4 separate regions of the Homo sapiens genome follow, and regions 1, 3 and 4 are each linked to region 2. The links are chromatin loops, found by intact Hi-C in ENCODE. Cell type or tissue: heart right ventricle. All regions are shown on one strand. Region 1 overlaps RAP1GAP2 (RAP1 GTPase activating protein 2). Region 2 overlaps RAP1GAP2 (RAP1 GTPase activating protein 2). Region 3 overlaps RAP1GAP2 (RAP1 GTPase activating protein 2). Region 4 overlaps RAP1GAP2 (RAP1 GTPase activating protein 2).

What was found. Peaks named below come from ENCODE experiments on the same cell type or tissue, not always from the same donor. Only the 100,000 strongest peaks of a DNase experiment are listed, where the experiment ranks them.
Region 1: a loop joins it to region 2, with 6 times the contacts of the local background. A loop is called at or near these places in 24 of 110 quality-filtered maps.
Region 3: a loop joins it to region 2, with 4 times the contacts of the local background. A loop is called at or near these places in 54 of 110 quality-filtered maps.
Region 4: it touches region 2 in a loop (2.9-fold over the local background); 6 of 110 quality-filtered maps call a loop at or near these places.

What each region holds. Positions count from the first base shown.
Region 1 is chr17:2,902,386-2,907,385 of GRCh38, forward strand. RAP1GAP2 (RAP1 GTPase activating protein 2) reads left to right here. Exons shown (of 25, transcript NM_015085.5): 3 at 2,899-2,983. Among named protein-coding and RNA genes, the nearest start is that of RAP1GAP2-AS1, 61 kb to the right of the region's middle. RefSeq lists enhancers at 316-978, 979-1,641. In heart right ventricle, no CTCF peak of the experiment used is centred here; DNase peaks (open chromatin) are centred at 1,906 and 3,116; H3K27ac peaks cover 912 bases.
Region 2 is chr17:2,851,278-2,856,277 of GRCh38, forward strand. All of the region lies in intron 2 of RAP1GAP2 (RAP1 GTPase activating protein 2), which reads left to right. Among named protein-coding and RNA genes, the nearest start is that of RAP1GAP2, 57 kb to the left of the region's middle. RefSeq lists an enhancer at 4,855-5,000. In heart right ventricle, a CTCF peak has its summit at 2,065; DNase peaks (open chromatin) are centred at 1,664, 2,144, 2,494, 3,584 and 2 weaker places; H3K4me3 peaks cover 2,937 bases; H3K27ac peaks cover 2,561 bases.
Region 3 is chr17:2,927,256-2,932,255 of GRCh38, forward strand. The region is part of intron 3 of RAP1GAP2 (RAP1 GTPase activating protein 2); the gene reads left to right. Among named protein-coding and RNA genes, the nearest start is that of RAP1GAP2-AS1, 36 kb to the right of the region's middle. RefSeq lists enhancers at 3,511-4,257, 4,258-5,000. In heart right ventricle, CTCF peaks have their summits at 2,997 (motif pointing left) and 3,198; a DNase peak (open chromatin) is centred at 2,976.
Region 4 is chr17:2,980,789-2,985,788 of GRCh38, forward strand. RAP1GAP2 (RAP1 GTPase activating protein 2) reads left to right here. Exons shown (of 25, transcript NM_015085.5): 10 at 407-460; 11 at 4,195-4,278. Among named protein-coding and RNA genes, the nearest start is that of RAP1GAP2-AS1, 17 kb to the left of the region's middle. In heart right ventricle, CTCF peaks have their summits at 2,259 and 2,460; a DNase peak (open chromatin) is centred at 2,223; H3K27ac peaks cover 1,676 bases.

The DNA.
Region 1 (5,000 bases), 51 kb after region 2:
TTTGTATTTTTAGTAGAGACGGGGTTTCGCCACGTTGAACAGGCTGGTTTGGAACTCCTGACCTCAAGTGATCCACCCCCGTCTCAGCCTCCCAAAATGGTGGGATTACAGGCATGAGCCACCGCTCTGGGCCCAGTTCAGATGTTTTTGAGGGTGGCAGTCATGCCTTCTGCCCACCCTGGCACCCCCTCTGGAGTCCTGGACACAGCGCTGGAGCTTGCATGAGGCTGGTCACCACTGGTGCTCATGTCTGCTCTAGCGCCTTCCAAGCTCCCAGGCATCATTTGGGAAATCCTTCTGGTCAGAAGCTGCCATGTGCTCCGACTTGAGAGTCTGCCTCGCTTCCTAGAGACCGGCCCCAGGAGCTTATCCAGTGTCCAGTAGAGACCGGCCCCAGGAGCTTATCCAGCATCCAGGGGGAAAAGGCAGGGGAGAGGGGCTCAGCTCAGGGAGTGTTGGATGCTGCGCCCTTTTGACCGGGACTCAGGGCCTTGAACAATAATCATATGTGCCCTGGTGCCATGAGCGTGGACACCTTGTGCCTGATGGGGAAAAATAGACAGCATGACTGTGTGTATGAGCGTCCAGTGACCGGTGATGTTAAAACCAGCTCTGTCCTCCTCTGGACTGTGTGTTTCTGGAGAGCCAGGGCTGCTGTCCATCAAGGTGCCTGCGAGCCATCTCCAGAGGCCCTCTGCTAAGCCCAGAGTCGCCCTATAGCATCTGGTGGGGGCTTGTTTTACTTCCCCTCCCTGCGTGCTTTTCCTTGCTGGGCTCCTAGCCTTACAGGGGAGCAGCTGTCATTCTCACCATGGGCCCGAAGAGGACCTGAGGGTGATGCCCTCCTGCTTGATCATTCTTCCTTTCCCCCATCATGGCTCTTAAAGGCCAGGCCCATTGAGGAGGAGCTGTGGCTGCTTGGGAGAGGGCCAGGTGGAGGAGGCGGTGAGCCTGTGCTGGACCCAGCTCTGTTGTGCACACAGGCAGGTGAGTGTCTGGCAGAGCAGCCAGACTGGAGCCTACGGTGGTAATGTCCAAGGCCGTACATAGAAGGAGGCTGGCAGCTCTAGCTGAGAGGTAGCAGGAGCTGGTGCCTGCTTTTGTGTGTGTGTGAGAGTGTGTGCACACACCTAGGAGCTATCTCAGCCCTGCTGGTTTCTTGAGCCAGTTACAGCCTGGATCAGGCGGGAGAGTCCCCCCTCTCCAGCCATCAAAACTTACATCAACAAGGTCCAGGAAGAAAGAAAGAGGAAGGGAGATGGGGAGCAGGAGACAGGGATTGCCAGGTTCAGGTTAATGGGGTGGAATGGATTCTCTGCCAAGCCAGGTAGTCCCCAGGCCCCTGATGTGGCTCCCTAGTTGGCCACAGGGAGGGCTGGCTGGTCAACTGCAGGGGCAGGCAGGGGTACACATGACCCAGGCCTAGCCTGGAAGTGTTCTCAGCCTGGTCCTGCTCCGTGGGCTCAGGGAGCCAGGCAGGATGGGGTCTGGGCCTGGAAACCTGGAGGGCTGGGCTCTGTAGGGAGGGTGGGTTTCTGTCATGAAGAAGGTGTGGGGTTGGAACTGTCGCTTCGCTGGCAGGACTTGGGCTGGGAAGAGGGGCAGAAGGATTCTCTGGAGGTGGCAGTGGGGGTGCTTTGATCATTTACGCAGGACCTGGGGGTTGGGCTGACTCTCTCTGCTGCTTCAGAGCGGGGCTGTAGAGGAGGACACACTTGTAAAGTTGGGGGCTTTGACGGCTCAGCCCGGCCCTCTTCGGCTTTTAATACGGTTCTCCCAGCCCCCTCGTCCCCTCCTGGGTACAGCCAGAGCTTGTTCAGGACACTGGAGTCCCTCACCCGGGAATTCCCCAGGCTCTGCCCAGCTGGCCCTGTTGTGCAGCCGTGGCTCTGAAGGCTGATCCCATGCCAAACCGTCTGCTTGGTGATGGGACCGCACACAGCACTCCCCGGTCACCAGCGAGGGCCAGATGGAAAGTGGGGAGTGTGTGAGCGCGGCAAACTTGTCGCAGTCATGTTGCCATGGTGACACAACTCTGTTTAGCTGCCTCTCTACCGTCCTAGCCCACATGGACTAAGTTAAGTTTTACCTGCGGTTGCACGGCAGGCAGCCCTGTCTCCCGAGGACAGCTTTTTGACCAGGGCCTGTGTGTGTGTGTGTGTGTGTGTGTGTGTGTGTGTGTGTACGTGCAGAGGGGCTCAAGGGAGAATGAATCCGCGTTTCTCCCCTCCTCTTCTCACACCCAGCCCCAGTCCTGGATCTCTTTAGCCCCGTGGTTCTCAGACTTTGCCGTGTAGCAGAATGACCTGGAGAGCTCGTTGGAGCGCAGGTTCCTGGGCTCATCACTGGAGAGCCTGGTGTGCACCTGCAAATGTGCATGTCTTTCGAGTTCCCAGGTGCCGCTGGTGGTCCAGGGACCATACTTAGAGTAGCACTGCTTTAGATTTTGGTGCATTGGAGTAAAGAAAATGCTCCCAATTCTGGTTTCTGCATTGTATTTTTTTTTTTAATTGGAAACGGAGTTTCATTCTTGTTGCCCAGGCTGGAGTGCAGTGGCGCCATCTTGGCTCACTGCAACCTCCACCTCCCAGGTTCAAGTGATTCTCCTGCCTCAGTCTCTCTAGTAGCTGGGACTACAGGCGTGCACCACCACGCCCAGCTAATTTTTTGTATTTTTAGTAGAGATGGGGTTTCACCATGTTGGTCAGGCTGGTCTTGAACTCCTGACCTCAGGTGATCCGTCTGCCTCGGCCTCCCAAAGTGCTGGGATTACTGGCGTGAGCCACCCAACCCAGCCTGCATTGTATGTTAAACTGTGTCCGAGAGCCCAGTCACTCTTGGAGGAGAGAAGGGAAGGCGCAGGCAGGTCCTCACTCACCTCTTTTGGCCTCTTCACAGGAAGCAGGAGCTGGCCAACAGCTCGGATGCGACCCTCCCAGACCGGCCGCTCTCCCCTCCTCTCACGGCACCTCCCACCATGAAGGTAAGAGGCTTCGATTCAGGAAGGCAGGGAGGGGAGAGTGTGGGGAAGTTGTGAGGCCTTGCTGTGGCTTTGGCTCCAGGCCCAGCAGCGTCCGTCGCAGTGGGGCTGTGGAGTGTCCTGACACCTCGGAGGAGGTGATGTTCAGTTAAGCACCAGTGCGGGGGAAGCATGACAAGAGACTCAGGGTGTCTGTGTCAAGGGGCGGTGAGGACATTGGGGTTGAAATGGGGTTGGCAGGACTCTTGGTAATTGGTAGTGGAGTTTGGGAACAAGGGGCCCAGCCAGGAGGAAGCCGGGGGATAGAAGGCAGCTGCCCAGAAGGACTGCCTGGGGCTGGGCTGTGGCCCTCCTGGGACTTGAAGGGCATTTGCATGCTGGTCTGCCGGCCTCTGGCTGGCCCTTCTGAGCTGGGCCTGTTCACGGCAGTCCCCATGGAAGGGTTGGCTGGAGGTTCGGGTCGGGGTGGCAGTTATTTTCTTATCAGCACTTCCTTCGTGAGCCTTTTTCCTGGGGAGACCACAGTCCAGGCTGCTAGGCCCAGGACCTTCTCACTCCTGGACGGGAGCCGAGGGAGCAGTGCCCTTCTGCCACCATGACCTTCCCCCATCACTTTTCAGTCCGACGCCTCGGCAGGATGGCCACACAGGCCTGAGCTGGTCCTCAGAGGAGACTTTTGGCTCAGCCAGTGTTTCTGCATAGGCTGGCATGCACGCTCTCCCTCCCTCCCTCCCTGCCTCCCTCCTTCCTTCACACTCTGTGGAGTGAGTGAGGACTAGTGCTGAAGAAGTCACCTGCCTCCTGAGTCATCTGAGGGGACATCTAGGCCAGCTCCTCTCTGTCCTGGGGCTGTGCTCTGAGTGGCTCACAGGGAGATCATCAGGCATCTCTTCCTCACTGCTCTGCATCACCCCTCCTCTTCCCTGAACCTAATCTTTTGCAAGATGACAACCCATAGGAAGCAGATAAAACCCATCCATCTTCCTGTTGTTGTCCTGTATCCGATACCCATCACATACAGAGCCATGTGGTATGCCTCGAGGAGCCTGTGTGTTGAGGGGTAGCCAGAGCCTGCCCTGGGTGGGTTAAGTGGTCAGCGGTGGGCGGGGGGGCAGGACAGGGTGCAGGGCTGACCAAGGAGAGCTGTGCTGTCTTCCTTGTGCAGTACCCAGAGGGCAGTGGAAGCCAGACCACCTTCACTAGCCTAGTGCCTGCCCCAGCACCCAGCTCAGTGTTGGTATCTGAGCCGGGTGCTGGGCCAGCTCTTTGCACAGGGTAATGCTAAGAAGCCTGTCACCATTCCGAGTGTCCCCTTGGTCTACAAAGGTGGCTGTGGGATGCTTGTCTCTGTCCTCACAGATGGCAGGAGTTTGCAGGGAGAAGTCTGACAGTCTCCTAGGAGGAGTCCCTGAATTCTCTTGGCAGATTTTACTTACTCATGTACTCATTTAATTCATTTAATACCCAGTATTTATTTGAATTTTGTATTAGTTAGGACTCTTGGTTGTAAGTGACAGAAACATAACTCACTCTGGCTTAGTCATAAAAGGGTATTTTTTGCCTTTGTAATTGCAAGCATAGACGGCAGGCATGACTGCATCCGCAAGATCAGTCTCATTCTTTCTCTCTTCTGTGTTGGTTTCATTCTTTGTCAAGCTGCCTTTGTGGCAGCCGAAGGGTGGTAGCAGCTCCTACCTGTGAAGTAACCCCAGTGAAAAGAAAAGTATTTTTTTCCCCCAGTAGTTCTAACAAAGTCCCAGGGAAGAAGCTCATTGGCTGGCTTAGGTCACATGTTTGTCCCTGAACCAATTACCGGCACCAGAAAGATGAAAGGCTCTGATTGGCCAGACCTGGGTCTCATGACCGCCCACCTAAACCATAAGAACTGAGAATGAGGGAGGGGTAGGTCCTAGAGGGAAATGGCGGTGGTACCATGAGAAGAAGGGGAAGGGATGCGGGGCAGGCAAGACCCACAGCTTTCCGCCACATGTGCGCATGCTCAGCCAGGCCCAGTGCTCGG
Region 2 (5,000 bases):
CTTCCATTTTTCTTTCTTGCCCTGGTCTCTTGCATAAAGCTGGACATACTGTACATGTTTAATAAATGCTGGTGGAATGGGTAAGCCTAGCATTGATGGTTGTTCCAGTCTCTGCTATTGATGGGTTTTCTTGTGCTTTGGGGTCCCCTCTGTGGGGTGTGGGTGTGATGGGCTGTGGGGGCTGGAGTGGGAGTTAAGAGGGGAAATTGCTGTTTATGCACCAAAGGTGGCGAGCTTGTAGGGCAGGGGCAGAAGGATGGGACCTCTCACTGCCAGGAAAATTCTACCTCTTAGAGACTCAGGAGTCAGGGGCTGAGAGGTTACGATTTTTTGGGGGACAGCCTTGTGTTTGCAGTGACACTGGGCTTGTAGAAGGACTTAGAGGGCTGGGAACCCCAGAATAAGAGAATGAATAATGGAACCTGCATGGTGGATTTTGTGCCTTCATCATCCCAATTCCCTGTTGTAGTTGTTTGGAGAGGTGGGGTCTCACTATGTTGCCCAGGCTGGTCTAGAACTCCTGGTCTCAACTCAAGTGATCCACCTGCCTGCCTCGGCCTTCCAAAGTGCTGGGATTACAGGTGTGAGCCACCCTGTTACCCACTGTGCACTTGACCTGAACTAGCTCCCACACTCTCACCTGCTGGGAAGGAGGATCAGGCCTTCCGTTGAGGTGCAGCCTTCTGTGTGTGGGTAAAATACACCCAACGCTAGGATAGACCTAAGCCAGCGCCCTCATCACCTTCCCTGCCATCTAACTGAAGCGGTCCATCAGCTAACCTGTGGGTCCTCGGGTGCTGTGTGCTATAGCGCGGTGGGAGAGAGGGGAAGAGAAGCTCTGGGTTGCATGCTGCTGGGAGCTCTTCCCTTTTCTCTACCAAGGACACTCATTTTATTCTTTTTCCAGACCAATTCTTAAGTCACTACTGGCATAGTACTTGCAGCCTGCCTAACCGCCAATCTCAGGAGTGGGGCCCGGGTCATTCAAATCTCTAGCTATAAAAAGATGTCCATGGCTATCTATATCTCTGATCCCCCACAACCCCGGCAGGGAGGGGGTGGGGGTGGGGGTGGGGGGCACAAGGCCAGTGGTAACGGCTGCTTCATAAATAGACCAGGTGCATTTAAGAACCACCCTGGGGCTTCCTCCCCTCCACCCCAACTCCAGTGCCAGCAGGAAGCTGTGGGCATTGGAGAGGCAGGGCTGAAGCCTCAGGCCCTCGAATTCGTTTGCAGTCCCTCTCCCCTCTCCACCCAGCATGGTCCCCTCCCTGCCTGGATTTTCTGTGTTTGCTTGAACACCAGACTATTAAAAACAAAACAAAAAACAAAACAACAACAAAAAACAAGGCAAATTGCCTCAGGGGGAACCTCTTCGGCCCCAAAGATGGACTAATTGGCTTGTTCTAATTCCTTTCAGCCCCCTGCCCACTTCCTTTTCCCTAGAGGGGCAAAGCTGTGAGTGATGCTTCGGAGGGGTGAGGCGGGAGGGGGCTGGGAGGCTGGGCAGCACCTGGAAGTGGATGAGGGCGATTGTGAGCGAGGCCCCGCGCCGATGGTAGGGACCAGGCCACAGCCCTTTCCCCAGGAGCCGGCGCGACCTTCCGACCTTCCGACCTTCCGCCCTTCCTTTCCGAAGGAGATGAGGCTCGCGCGCGGCTGGCAGGGGCGGGAGGGACCACGCGACGAGTGCGCAGCGGCCAGGCCCGGGTGGGCGCGGGGAGGGCGGAGTGGGGGGCGCCCGGCCCGCCAGGAGGAAGCGGGGTCGCCGTGAAGTTGGTTATTGAACCCATGTGGAGTCAAACTCCCAGGGCCGGGAGAGCCAGTGTTCGCGGGGAGCCGACCCCAGCCCACTCTGCATCCCAGCTCGGCGATCCTTGCGCCGACTCTGCGGGGAGGCGGGGGCAGAATTCCGCCTCGTTCCTCCCATCCGCAAGCTCCCACCCGGGGACCCGGGCCCGGGAGCTGCGAGCCGGGGCGGGCGCCGGGCTCAGGTGCCCCCTGTAAGCGCTGGGCGGCCGGGAGGGGACGGGGACCGCGCGCGGGCAGTTTCGTTTGGACGGAGGAGGACGCGCGTTTCCTCTTGGTGCCTGTTTTCTCTCCCTCTGTTTTAAAAGCAGTGACAGCATCGGGGAAGTATCCGGGGCCGGGCCGGGGAGGGCGGCAGCCGCCTCTGCCTGGGGAGGGAGCTCGGGGCCGCCGGCGGGAGTGCGGGCGGGGACCAGAAGGAGCGGGCGAGGGGAGGCAGGGCCGGGGCCGGGGAGGGCGCCTGGGAGCCGGGCAGGGGGGTCCCGGGAGCGCTGTCCGCCTCCTCCTGCGCTTCGCCCGCTCCCTGTGCCCCGCGTCCTCCACCATCCGGGCGGCCGAGGCCGGGGCGCGGGAGGCGGGGCCGGGGCGGGTCCCGGCGCGGGCGGCGCGTCTGAGCGGGAGCCGGGAGCCGCCGGCCCGGGCCGCGCCCCGAGCGAGCCTCGGAAATGCCCGCGCCGGGGGAGCGGACGGCGGCTGCCCCGCGGGCCCCGAGGAGACGCTGAAGGTCGCCGGGAGGGAGGGGAGAGCGCGCGGTCACCTGACCCCCGGGGCGCACCTAGGCGGGGCGGGGCCCATGCGAGGCGGAGGCCGGGGGCCGGGGCGCGGGCTCAGGGGCCGGGTGCGGAGCGCGCGGAGCCGGGGCTGCGGGGACGCGGGCGGGCGAGGTCGGGCACCGCGGGCGGCCTCGCCATGTCCCAGCCCGCGGGGAGGAGGCATTGCCGAAAGGCGGGGATCCGCGCCGCCGTGGTGCTCATCGGACTCCTGCACAAATCCCGGAGGCAGAATAAAGAGAAAAGGTAAACCCCTGCAGCGCCGGCCGCTTCCCTCCGCTCTCCTGCTGCATGCCAGTTTTCTTTGGGGTGGACTTTTCCGATGGGTGTTTGGTTCCGTGTTGGTTAGAAAAAAGCCTCCTCTCCAGGTACCGTCGTGCGAACCGAGTTCGGAGCTTCGCCCCGGACCCTGGCTGGTGCGAGGAGCCTGGGCAGGACCTTGGCGGAATCGGAGGGCCGCTGGGAGGGCGCATCGGGGTGGATCCCTGACGGAGGGACCCCAAGTCCGTCGCCCCCAGACCCTTTGCAGACCGCGACCCCGTTCCCCAAGCCTGCAGCCGCGGATGCCATTGATCCAGCCCAGGCGGCTCCATGCGCCGGTGTTGCCATTTGCTTCCTGCAACTTGGCTGAGCCCTCGAGGTGCCTGCCTGGCCGAGATCCGCTTGCTCTGCGCTCGGTGCCGGCAGGCGAGGAGCAAGTTTGGAGGTTGTTCGCTCCCCACCCACCCTCTCGCCCCACCGCCATAGGGTGACTTTGCCTCTTCGCCTTTCTGGCGTTTGTTCTTTCGTTTGCTCCTGGATATTGAAAATAGTTTTCTTTAGCTATTTCAGAGACATTTTGGACGACCTGTGTGGTGGGAGGTGTGGGGTTTGGAGTAGGCAAAGGAGGTTCTGAGGAAGCTTTCTAGGCTGCAACCGCAGCTGCAGGTCTGACATCCACCAGACCCCAAGGAGCTACCAGGCAGGTCGTTGGCACAAAGCCTCCCTGTTCTGCTAGGGTGCATGGCAGAGCCTCCAGCAATGGGGGGAGGGGAGTGCGGAAGCTGACTGCCCACAGAGATGTTGCCGGGATCAGGATTTGGGGTAGCTTCCAGTGACCCTGCTGGATCCTAGTTTCCAGAGGAGTTTTGGAATGGTTAATACCGCACCCTATAAGACACGGGCAGTGGAACCAGAGACACCTGGGGGTGACCAGCAGCCCCTGGATATGCCCACAGGTATGAACGTACCTGGGGTGGTGGTAGGCAGGGAATACGGGGGACTTTGAGAAGCTGGCATGGATTGCCCTTGTGGTGGGTTGTCCCCCATTCCTCTCGTCCCCCCTTCCTATAATGTGTGTAACAAGATGTTGCCCGCTGCACAGAATGAATTTCCCGTGAAAATGACATAAGGTGGTTCAGCATGAAATAACATTGAGTCACCTAGTGAGAAAGTTCTTCCCTTTTCAGTTCTCTGCGAATCCTTGTGATTTCTTTGAGGGGAAGTTTCAGGTGGATGCTAGTCTGCCTTTAACACATTTTAAACACTTGCTAATCTTCCTTTTGTAATTAAGAGAGAGCAGACCTCCGGCTCCCGGTCCTCTGAGTGGGGAACAGTTGCCTGGCTAGAACTTAGGTTGTTTTTGTTTTTGTTTCATTTATTTTTAGGATTCTCTCCTGGTTAATGGCCAGTGGTACTGATGTTTTTCCATTTGTGGTAGTGATATAAAACATCTCTTTAAACATATGAAGTCACAAGAATTAATCTATTTTATTTATTTATTTATTTATTTTTGAGGAGGAGTCTCACTCTGTTAGCCCAAGCTGGAGTACAGTGGCGCCATCTCGGCCCACTGCAACCTCCACCTCCTGGGCTCAAACAATTCTCGGGCCTCAGCCTCCGGAGTAGCTGGGACTACAAGTACCCACCACCACGCCCAGCTAATTTTTTGTATTTTAGTAGAGACGGGGGTTTCACCATGTTGCCCAGGGTGGTCTCAAACTCCTGAGCTCAGGCGATCCACCTGCCTCGGCCTCTCAAAGTGCTGGGATTACAGGCATGAGCCACCGTGCCCGGCTGAAGTGAATCTATTTAATAGAAATAGTAGTAATAATAATACAAGTGTTAACAAATATAGTGGAAATCCTGCAAGTGGTCTAGGAATGGCTGATGCCAGCGACATGTGTGTCTAGCAGAAGAAGCTGCCATGGGAACTCTGGAGTGCAATGTTCCAGGGCCTGAGTCCATCTTCCCCTGGACTTGGATTCCCTTCTGTTTTCTGCCCTTCAGCATTTTATCTGTAGAGTGGTGGTGAACAGGTCAACTCTGAGACAGCCTGGGCCTGCTTTGAGGGCTGGAATGGAAAATGGGCTTGATAGAAAGGCAGATGCGTGGGACCAATTCCTGATTCTGAGTATAGAATGGGTGGTGGTTGGGGGGTGG
Region 3 (5,000 bases), 76 kb after region 2:
CCGTTCTCCTGCCTCAGCCTCCCGAGTAGCTGGGACTACAGGCACCCGCCACCGCGCCCGGCTAATTTTTTGTATTTTTAGTAGAGACGGGGTTTCACCGTGTTAGCCAGGATGGTCTCGATCTCCTGACCTCGTGATCCGCCCGCCTTGGCCTCCCAAAGTGCTGGGATTACAGGCGTGAGCCACCGCGCCCGGCTGAGCAAGTCTTTCTCACACCGCCGTCTCTCGGATTCCCTCTCTTCTGCCTCCTTCTCATTACAGAGACTCTTTTGATCACACTGGGTGGACCTGGGTCATCCAGGCCCCTCTTCCCATCTCAGGGGCAGCCTTAATTCTAGCCACAACCTGAACTCCCCCTTGCCGTGTAACCTCACACATTCCCAGGTTTTGGGGATTGGGACAAGGGCACCTCTGGGTGTGAGTGTTGGGGGGCAGTATTTGGCCTATCACAAGGACCCACCTTCATGGGCTTTGCTCAGCCCTGGGTCCTCATCGGTAAAATGGGCATCTCTACCTGCTTCCTAGAGGAAACGCTAGCCGGCCCACCGCATAGCGGGCCTTCCCTCTGTGGGATTCCGTAGTTCTGGGACTAATTCTTCACCTGCCTGATCTCATTGCTTTGCGAGCCCGTGACTGATGATACAGTATCAGATGTCCTTGCCCTGATCCCACGACCATGAGACTTGAAGGGCAGGGATGGAATATGTGCCTAAGCATTTCCACAGAGAGAAGAGGGACATAGCACACACGCTGCAGCCTAGAGGAGCTATGACCTTGGTTTTGTTACCGTCAGTCAGCTGCTTGCTGATCCCCCAGCAACTGATGGAACTGATGGAAAAGCCACCACTCCTTGAGAGAGGAAGAAAAAAGACTTATGTTAAGCTTTGCCCAGCTCTGATTTGGACTTGCCCAATTTTACTTGAAGGAAGGTGCCACTGTCCGCTTCCCATTCACACATCGCCGCCTTCCTCCTGTCTAACCGGAATCTTTCTTGTTGCAATTTCAGCCTGCTGGCTCTCCATGCGGCCGGTGGGGAAACAGCAAAGCTGGTTCCCACATTGATAATGACACCTAATCCTGCAATCTGCTTCTGTCCGGTTCTAATCACGCCACTGCTTCCATTCCCAGGAGGACCAGGGGCACCCTCTGTTTCGTCCTGACAAAGTGGACTGCCCATGGTTGACAGCCTGCGTGTCCGGGGTCGCCTGGGGGTGAGGGTGGGAAGGTGTGGGAGGGACGGAGGCACTGCCTTCTGCTCAGATGAGCAGCACGTAGATAACCCTCCCCAGGTGACCTGCCTGGCATGGAAAGTCCTTCTCGTGGTCCCCCAGGTCAGATAGCGTTGCCTGGCTACGGGGCAGTCAGCGAGGCTCCGGCAGGGCGAGTAAACAGGCACACATGTTTAAAATTCAATATCACTGGCGGGCAAACACTCCAGCAGCGCCTTCCAGCCCACCGATAATCTCTAATTCTCCTCGCTTGATGCGTGTGGGGGCCCTGCACCAAGACCCAGATGGTCTCTTCTGGGAATTGGTCGTCAGCTGTTGTGAGGGATGGGGAGTCGGAGGGGTGGGGGTGCCTGTTATAGCCTCAGCCTCATGCAGACTATCATCCTGATCGCTCTGGGCAGGCTCCTGAGAGACCCAGGGGCTGGTCTGGATTCACTGGCTGGGTGGAGCTTCCAGGGTGGGGAGCTGTCTGGGTTCAGTGGCTCACACCTGTAATCCCAGCACTTTGGGAAGCCGAGGCAGGACAATTGTTTGAAGCCAGGAGTTCAAGACCAGCCTGGGCAACATAGCAAGACCCCTCCATCTCTAAAAAACAAAAACTAGTTGGGCATGGAGGTGCACCCCTGTAGTCCCAACTACTTGGGAGGCTGAGGCGGGAGGATCCCTGGAGCCCAGGCATTTGAGGCTGCAGTGAACCATGATCGCGCCACTGTACTCCAGCCTGGGCGACAGAGTGAGACTCCATCTCAAGAAAAAAATAAAAGGCAGGGGCCTTTGGGGAAGCTCATGCAGATTTTTGTCTGCCTTAGGCTGCAAAGAGGCTGTGGAGGGGGCAGGGCCTGTGGAGGGTGTGCACCCGGCACAGGCGATGAGTGAGGGCTGGAATCTGGCAATCCCCTGGCCCCGCCAGGTGACTGTGATGGGCGGCATTTATTAAGAGGAAGGGGCGCTCCATCTGCAGGGTGGAAGAAGGTAAGCCAGCCTCCTCTTTGCTGGAGGTGCACACATGGCTGCCTGGGGCATCTCCTGGGGCAGTTGGTGAGCTGGTTCCTGGTAAAGTCATTCCTCGTAGGGATCGTTTGGCATCAACACGGGGAGCAGGTGAGGTTGACTGTTTTCCCTGCATGTGCCTCATGCTTGCCCTCTTCCGTTGCTTAGGCTTCCTTCCCTTCACTGCCTTTCATGTGTCAAGGCCAGGTTATGCCCCTGGTAGCGAAGACCCCGGGACTGCCCTGCCCGCTCCACGAAGGCAGTGGGCTCTTTTCCTGGGTACACTGTTTTCCAGAGGCAGCCCTGATCCAGGCTGCCTGATAGTTCCAGGAGATGACGGTCCTGAGGGTGCGTGCCCAGCCTGAGGCTTGTAGGTTCAGCCCAGATCACCAGTGCACCCCGAGATCACCAGTGCACCCACTTCTCCAGTAGACATGGCCTGTCCTTCAGGCCTCGGCGGGGGGCAGGGCCACGATGAGCAGACTCGTCACTCCCGGAGCCACCTGCTCACCCTTCCCTCTGAGTAGCAGTGTGGCCAAAGGACCTCTTAGTTTAGTGCCTTGGGGCCATGGTGTGTCACCTGCCCTGTGTGGCTCTGAAAGGCTCCTGGAAGGGTGTCTGGGACTGTAAGAGGCCAGGGCTCTCTTCGAGATGGATCTGCCTTGCAGTCAACTGCCTCAGCCTCATCCATCGCTGGCTGGGAGATGACTGGGAGCGGGATTGTCCCAGCTGTGGGTCTGGACCTTCCTACAGTGGCTCACCAGGCCCCCTTGTGGCCAATACCATCAGTACCACGTGGGAGCCTGTGGCTGGGGCTGGGGGTCTGGGGAGGGGTGACAAGCCCACCAGCTGCTCACTGTGCCAGCTGGGTAGACCCAGAGGGTCAGGCGGCCAGGAACTGGGACCCTGCCCTGCGTCCACTGCCAGCCTCAGTGCTCAGGTGCCCTGGAGACCTCATTAGACCAGGCCTGAGTGGGGGCGTGGCAGCTTCCTCACTCGGAATGGAGGCTTCTGTTACTTGCCCTGCATTTCCTACTTCGCAGGCTCATCCGGAGTTTCAGTCTTGCCTGGCCTGCAGCTTCAGCCGAGGTCTGCAAGGCAGCACCAGCTCTTGGAGCCAGGTGGGAATGCCGCTTCAAACACACGCACAGAGGCATCGCTCTCTTTTGGTAGAAAAGCTGTCGGATTGTAAGACAAAGGCTGAGGTCTCTAACGTGTCCTCCTTTACTCTGGGTGCCTCTTGTGTTACCTTTGTGCTTGAGTGGGGGGACCACAGGACAGGCAAATTAGAAACTGCACGAAACAAAACAAAATGCAAAGAAAAACAAAATCGAAACAAAGAAATACAATATAAAACAAAACAAAAGAGCTGGGCGTGGTGGCTCACGCCTGTAATCCCAGCACTTTGGGAGGCCGAGGCGGGCAGATCACTTGAGGTCAGGAGTTTGAGACCAGCCTGGCCAACATGGTGAAACTTCATCCCTACTAAACATACAAAAAAACTAGCCAGGCGTGGCATGCCCTGTAATCTCAGCTGCTTGGGAGGCTGAGGCAGGAGAATCGCTTGAACCTGGGAGGCAGGGGCTGCAGTGAGCCGAGATCGTGCCCTTGCACTCTGGCCTGGGTGACAGAGCGAGACTCCATCTCAAAAAAAAAAAAAAAAAAAAAAAGAAGAAGAGAAACCACAACAGATGATAACTGTTTATGGCAGGAGGGTGTGTGCAGCTGGGTCATGGTCCCCACCTTTTGGGCTGATAAACCTGGCTGAGGGCTAGGCGTGTATGTTTGCCATGAGTGAGTGTTTCTTGTGTGTGTGTGTGTGTGTGTGTGTGTGTGTGTTGGGTGAACGTGACTGTGAATGTTGTGGTTAGTTCTTTGTTGTATCAAGTGTTTTGGATGTCTGTTTGGGGGTGGATATTGTGGGACGCCACGTTGGTGTGAATGTATCTGCAGCTGAGTGATTCCCCCAGCCAGGACAGCGGGGCCGGGAAGGACAGCCCATTGTCCCTACCCTAACCTCGTTAGGGCCTCGTTTGCCCCAGCACCCCCTTCTTCAGCCCCAGCTGGCAAAAGGGGGTGGGGCAATCGTGTTATTTAACATACAGCTTATAGGGAAGAGAGCTGTTGAGCATTAAAGCCCCCATGCGGTTGTTCATGTATAATTAGGCTGTGGGAGCTTGGGGACTGACTGACTGTTAGAATCACTCGGGACCGAAGCACTTATTTAAGTAATCATTAACTGGAAGATGGGAAAGGAACAGAACATGCAATTTGCAGATGTCCCCTCTTCTTGCAGGTCAGCCTGAAATGAAACTCCCAGCAAGTGAGGAGGCTGGCGCCTTGCTCAGCCTTCCTCTTCCCTCTGGTGAGGGGAAGGGCAGGTTAGGGGATGCTGGGGCTGAGTTGGGGTTATGGAGATGGCATCTCTCAGGCACATCAGAAGCACAAGCCCCCCAAAATTTCCAGCTTCTCATGACTCCTTCGCTGACACCGCCCTTTACCCAGCAGCACAAAGATATATAATGATATATTCAGTTCTCAGTCCGGCGCATTTGATCAACACCTGCTCTGCACTAGGCCAGGGACGGCTCCAGCAAAGTCCCAGTAATCCGTTGTCCCAGGTGGAGGAGGATGTTAACAGGAAGAGCCCAGATAATTGAAATTCTGGTTTAGCTCATCTGTAAATCTGCTTTTGCTGCTTCCCAGCAGTGCTGATGTGGTCATGGGGGATGGGACGCTGTGTTTTCCTCCTTCGCGCTGAAGCAGAGGGTGCCTGGCTGG
Region 4 (5,000 bases), 130 kb after region 2:
CTTGAGTAAGGAGGCTGCGAACCTGAGAACTGAGTTAGCAAAGTGGGTGAGCAAGAGAGTCAGCTGGGTTGGTTGGACCCTCACTCTGGGAGCAGGAATGTCACAGAATTGTGCTGGAAACCTTTGGTGGCAGTTGTGGGCTGGATAGTTTTTGGCCTTGTCTTCAGGCCAGAACGGTGACGAGCCTCAGGCTTTGTCTAATCCCTTCCCACACTTCATCAGCAAACCCCAGAAAGGGCGGTTGACTTGCCTGGGCACGTGTTAGTGAGCAGCAGTCAGAATCCCCGCCCAGGCCTCCTGACCCATGTGCCTCGCCCTCCCATGCCGCATTGTCCAGGTGGGCAGAGGAGCCCAGATGTCCTCTACAGATATCATCCCTGACCTGCGTCTTCTTCTCCCTTCTCAGGCTTTCTGTGATGATGCAGTGGGACTGAGATTCAATCCTGTCCTGTACCCCAAGGTAAGGACCTTCATGCTCCCAACATAGGGGCCCTGCAGCTTGGCAAGGATTTGCAGACCTGTGGCTCTTTGGGGAGTTCTCTGCATCATAGTGGGGTTTCGTGGGGTCTCCATAATAAGCTTCCATGTCTCCCTCTCTCCCTGCCCACCCCTTCACAAACTGCTCCACTGGGAACCCAACCTCAGCCATGCCTAGGTCTCCAGCCCAGCTGAATTGGTCCCCAGGCTGCTGTGAAGGTGACAGAGGGTAGCAGTGTTGTAGCTTCTCCACCACACCTCATTGGTACCTCCCTGAGGCCAGTGCTGGAGGTGGACGTGACTCTGTAGCTGGGGGCTGGTGCAGATCCAGTCTGCTGTCACAGAGGGGCGGGAAGTACAGCAGGCAGACACCAAGAAGAGAAAGGCCAGACAGCCGCCCCGCCATTGCCTGTGTTACTGCAGCTCTCCGGCCATATAAGCCTCTGCTGCCTTCATTTATAAACCAGCTGGTTTTCTGATATCAGCTTCCTTTGAATTGGCCTGATACTGACCCCAGTTCTGATATGGGCGTGTGAGTGGGAAGAAGAGCAATAATAATAAACCCACTGAGGAATAATTATGGCACAAGAGGACTGAAGTCACCCATGGACAGTGAATTGCTTGAAATTGGCCACAGGAAAAGACCCAGTGCATCGACTGCGTCTTCATGGGCCAGCAGGCTCTGGAGAGGGACAACGGAAGCAGAGCTGTGCTTCTGAGCTTCTGCCGTGGGTCACGCTGCAGCGGCTGAGGCCTGCTGGGACCGGCTCTGTCTATCCTCTGAGTCCCAACTCTGACAACCAGGACCCGTGAGATGAAATGTCTGGTGAGGAAGAGAGGCCCCATTCCAGCAGAGACATCCAGAATCCCCTGGAACAAACACTCTTTTTTTGAGACTGAGTCTCGCTCTGTCACCCAGGCTGGAGTGCAGTGGCGTGATCTTGGCTCACTGCAACCTGCACCTCCTGGTTGAAGCGATTCTCCTGCCTCAGCCTCCCAAGTAGCTGGGACTACAGGTGTGCGCCACCATGCCCAGCTAATTTTTGTATTTTTAGTAGAGACGGGCGTTTCACCATGTTGGCCAGGCTGGTCTCGAACTGACCTCAGGTGATCTGCCCTCCTTGGCCTCCCAAAGTGCTGGGATTACAGGCGTGAGCCACCTCGCCCGGCTGGAACAAACACTTTCAGTGTTCAGGATTGGGCATGCCACTCTCAGAAGCAGCCGTGTATCCATCTGCAGTGGCTGAGCGAATGGCGGAGTCCTTTCCTGCACAGAGCCTTTCGTCTTCCACGTGCCTCTGTTTAGCTGTTTTAGCATCTGTTGATACCAGGAGTATGCTACGCTTCATTGAACATTTTCTCTCATTGAGACTGACCTCCCCTTTATAATTACAACTGAATGAGTGGGGTTTAACCAGACATTAAAATCCCATCATAAAGGTCTAACTTAACTACCGGTTTGGCAATTTTGGTTGTCAAATCTTAGCCACCGAGAGGACCAATGGTGTTTATTTGCAGAGTTCTCTCTATCCCTTGGAAAGCCTCGGGCCTTGGTCATAATGGAAGAGCAGCTGTATTTTCATGTTTTCTGTATCTGAAGGACCGCTGAGTCCGGCTGGGATGTTCATCTGGCTGAGATGCACGCATGTGTGTGTTTTTAAAATTTGCAGAGTTTAGAACGTTCTTTGGACGTTCTCCATGGCCTGGTGCCTCTCCCTGGCAGGGCAGCTGTTCCTCCCCTGTGACTCACCCAGGCAGGAGTGGAGGCTCCAGGGTCGGGCAGCAGCGCCGTCGCTGGGGGAGCTGCGAAGCGTCCGTTTCCCCAGACAGCTGACAGCTGAGAGCCTCACAGAGACACACAGTGTGTGGCAACCTCACACAGGCCGCAGATTCCGGCCAATAAGTCGTTCCTGGTTTGTTCTTCCTCTCGCATAACGCGTGGTTGAATCCCTCCTTTTTTTTTTTCTTTTTTAAATGTCACATTTAATGTTTTCACCGCTGTCCTTCAAATCTAAGTTGTGCAAAGTGACCAGAAAGTGTGCCACGGTAATTGACCAGCCTCTGAGATTGAACCTTTCACACTGGTGCCTTTTTGGGCTCTTTGGACGCTAAACACGTTTCTCATTCAAGTGCGTTGACATGCTTCAGTTGGGTTGATTCTCAGGAGCGTCATAAAAAACAAAACAAAACAGAAACAAAGATATTGCGCCATCTTTGTTTAGTAATTTAATGTTTGTGTCTTTCGTAGCAAATAATTACTTCATTGAAGTTAAAACTTCCAAACATAACTTATTAATGGTCTTCAAATTCAGCTCAGATCACTCAAGTCGAAAGTACTCTGCTAAGTACAGATAATTTAAAATAGCTTTAACAGTTAATTGTCCATAACACACACCAAGGTTTTTTTCCTAGACCAACTGTAAGACGATCCATTACTATTCCTTGTACAGGTGAAAAATGATACTCAGTTTTCTTGTCTTTTTATTTTTAATGTAAAAGTTGGAAGGGACGTTCAAATTTCAAGTCTCCACACTGAGAATCCCTCCTTTTTATTGCTGAGGTTATCCCAACAGCTCCCAGATCTTTTCTTCCCCCAGTAAGCTGGTTCAGCTCTGATATTTCTGGAGGGTCATATAGATGATGATGGTGTTGATGATGATGATAGCTGCTCTGTGCTCAGTTCTTTCTTTTTGAATCTTCATAACCACACATCTGCGTTTAACAGATGAGGAAACTCAGCTCCAGAGAAGCAGCTCACTCAAAGCTACATAGGTAAAAACAGTGGATTCAAAACTAGAGTTTAGGCTGGGCGTGGTAGCTCATGCCTGTAACCTCAGCGCTTTGGGAGGCTGAGGCAGGCGGATCACAAGGTCAGGAGTTCGAGACCAGCCTGGCCAACATGGTGAAACCCCGTCTCTACTAAAAATACAAAAATTAGCCGGTGTGATGGTGGGGGCCTGTAATCCCAACTACTCGGGAGGCTGAGGCAGGAGACTTGCTTGAACCCGGGAGGCGGAGGTTGCAGTGAGCCAAGACCACGCCATTGCACTCCAGCCTGGGTGACAGAGCGAGACTCCATCTCAAAAAACAAAAACAACAAAACCCGAAAAAACTTGGAGTTTAATTTTTCTGATCCCAGTCATCAACTCTATGATGCGTAACGGAAAATTAGATAGAACCAGGAGTCAGGTTTTAAACATTTCCTCTTTGCATATTGTATTAGGGTATGTTCCTCCTTAGCGTGGTCTCCTTAGAGACCTCTCATTTTATGCAGAGGGGACTGAAGTTTGGTCAGGAGCGGTGACTTGCTCGGACTCATGCTGCTGATTAGAGGTGGAATTAGGACTAGAGTTATCCTTGCTGACCAGTTTTGGGGTTTTGGCTTCACTTTTTACACCACAGATTCAACACTAGGGTTAAGTAAGCTGCTGGACACATGTGCCCGAGCCTTGACTGGCACATCTGGATGGGAGTGGAATGAGTGATACAGAGGTTTGGTTCCTACTGGGGAAGCCCAAGTTTTAGAAGCTAGCTGACTTTGGAGCTGCGGCCTGACTGTCTACTTATTATTTCTCTCTCTCTCCCTCCGTGTATGTGGATGTTTCATACCAGGGAACACATTCTCTCCCCAAATGGATGCTTCCCCTGCCATGTGCTTCCTCACTTGCTTCCAAATTTAACAAATGTTGATTTTTTTTTTCTTGCCACATTTTCCAGGCCTCCCAAATGATTGTGTCCTATGATGAGCATGAAGTCAACAACACATTCAAATTCGGAGTCATTTATCAAAAAGCCAGGCAGGTAAGCAGCACCATCCATACCGGTGACTGTATCCCGTGGTTTCTCACTTAGGACTCTTTTTATCCCCACCCAGAACACAGGAGTCCTGACCTGCGTTCTGAAGCATTTGGAATACAACGGTCACATTTAAGGTATGAATTAGACTGGAGGTGGCAGAACTTTCCAGCAAGGGTACTTCTTACAAAAAGGCCTGCACGTCCTTAAACAGTGATGTTTTTTTTTTTTTAATATAGCAAATTCTCATTCTTCCTGGCTGCCTCGTCTTCTACGTATTTATGGGCTGCTGGTTATAAGAAAAACCAGACTAGGTCAAGGGAATGGAGGAGCATAGGCTGCTCTCTCCTTGCCCAAATTTCTCCCCACTGGGAATTAGCTTTTTCTCCCCAAACTTGAGTGATGTGATGGAGCCAGCTGGGTGCGTCTCTTCACAACTCTGTTCCGTGACATCATGTTGGCAGCTTGAAGTCAACCATGGTGGAAGTATTTACACTATGGAAATTTGCAAACACCAGGGTTTCTATCTTCCTCCTTTGGAGAGCCAGTGACTCAAAATATGCCAGCACACCACTGCTCAGCCTCTGTGTTTTGTAGCCCTCACACGTTGCTTTGGAGTTAACTGGCCAGAACCATGTTTCTCAAAGTGTGTTTCATGAATGCGAGTCTGATGGTGTACTCTGTGAGCAAATGACCTGGGGAGGGGTTGTCACTTGTGTGGGAACCTT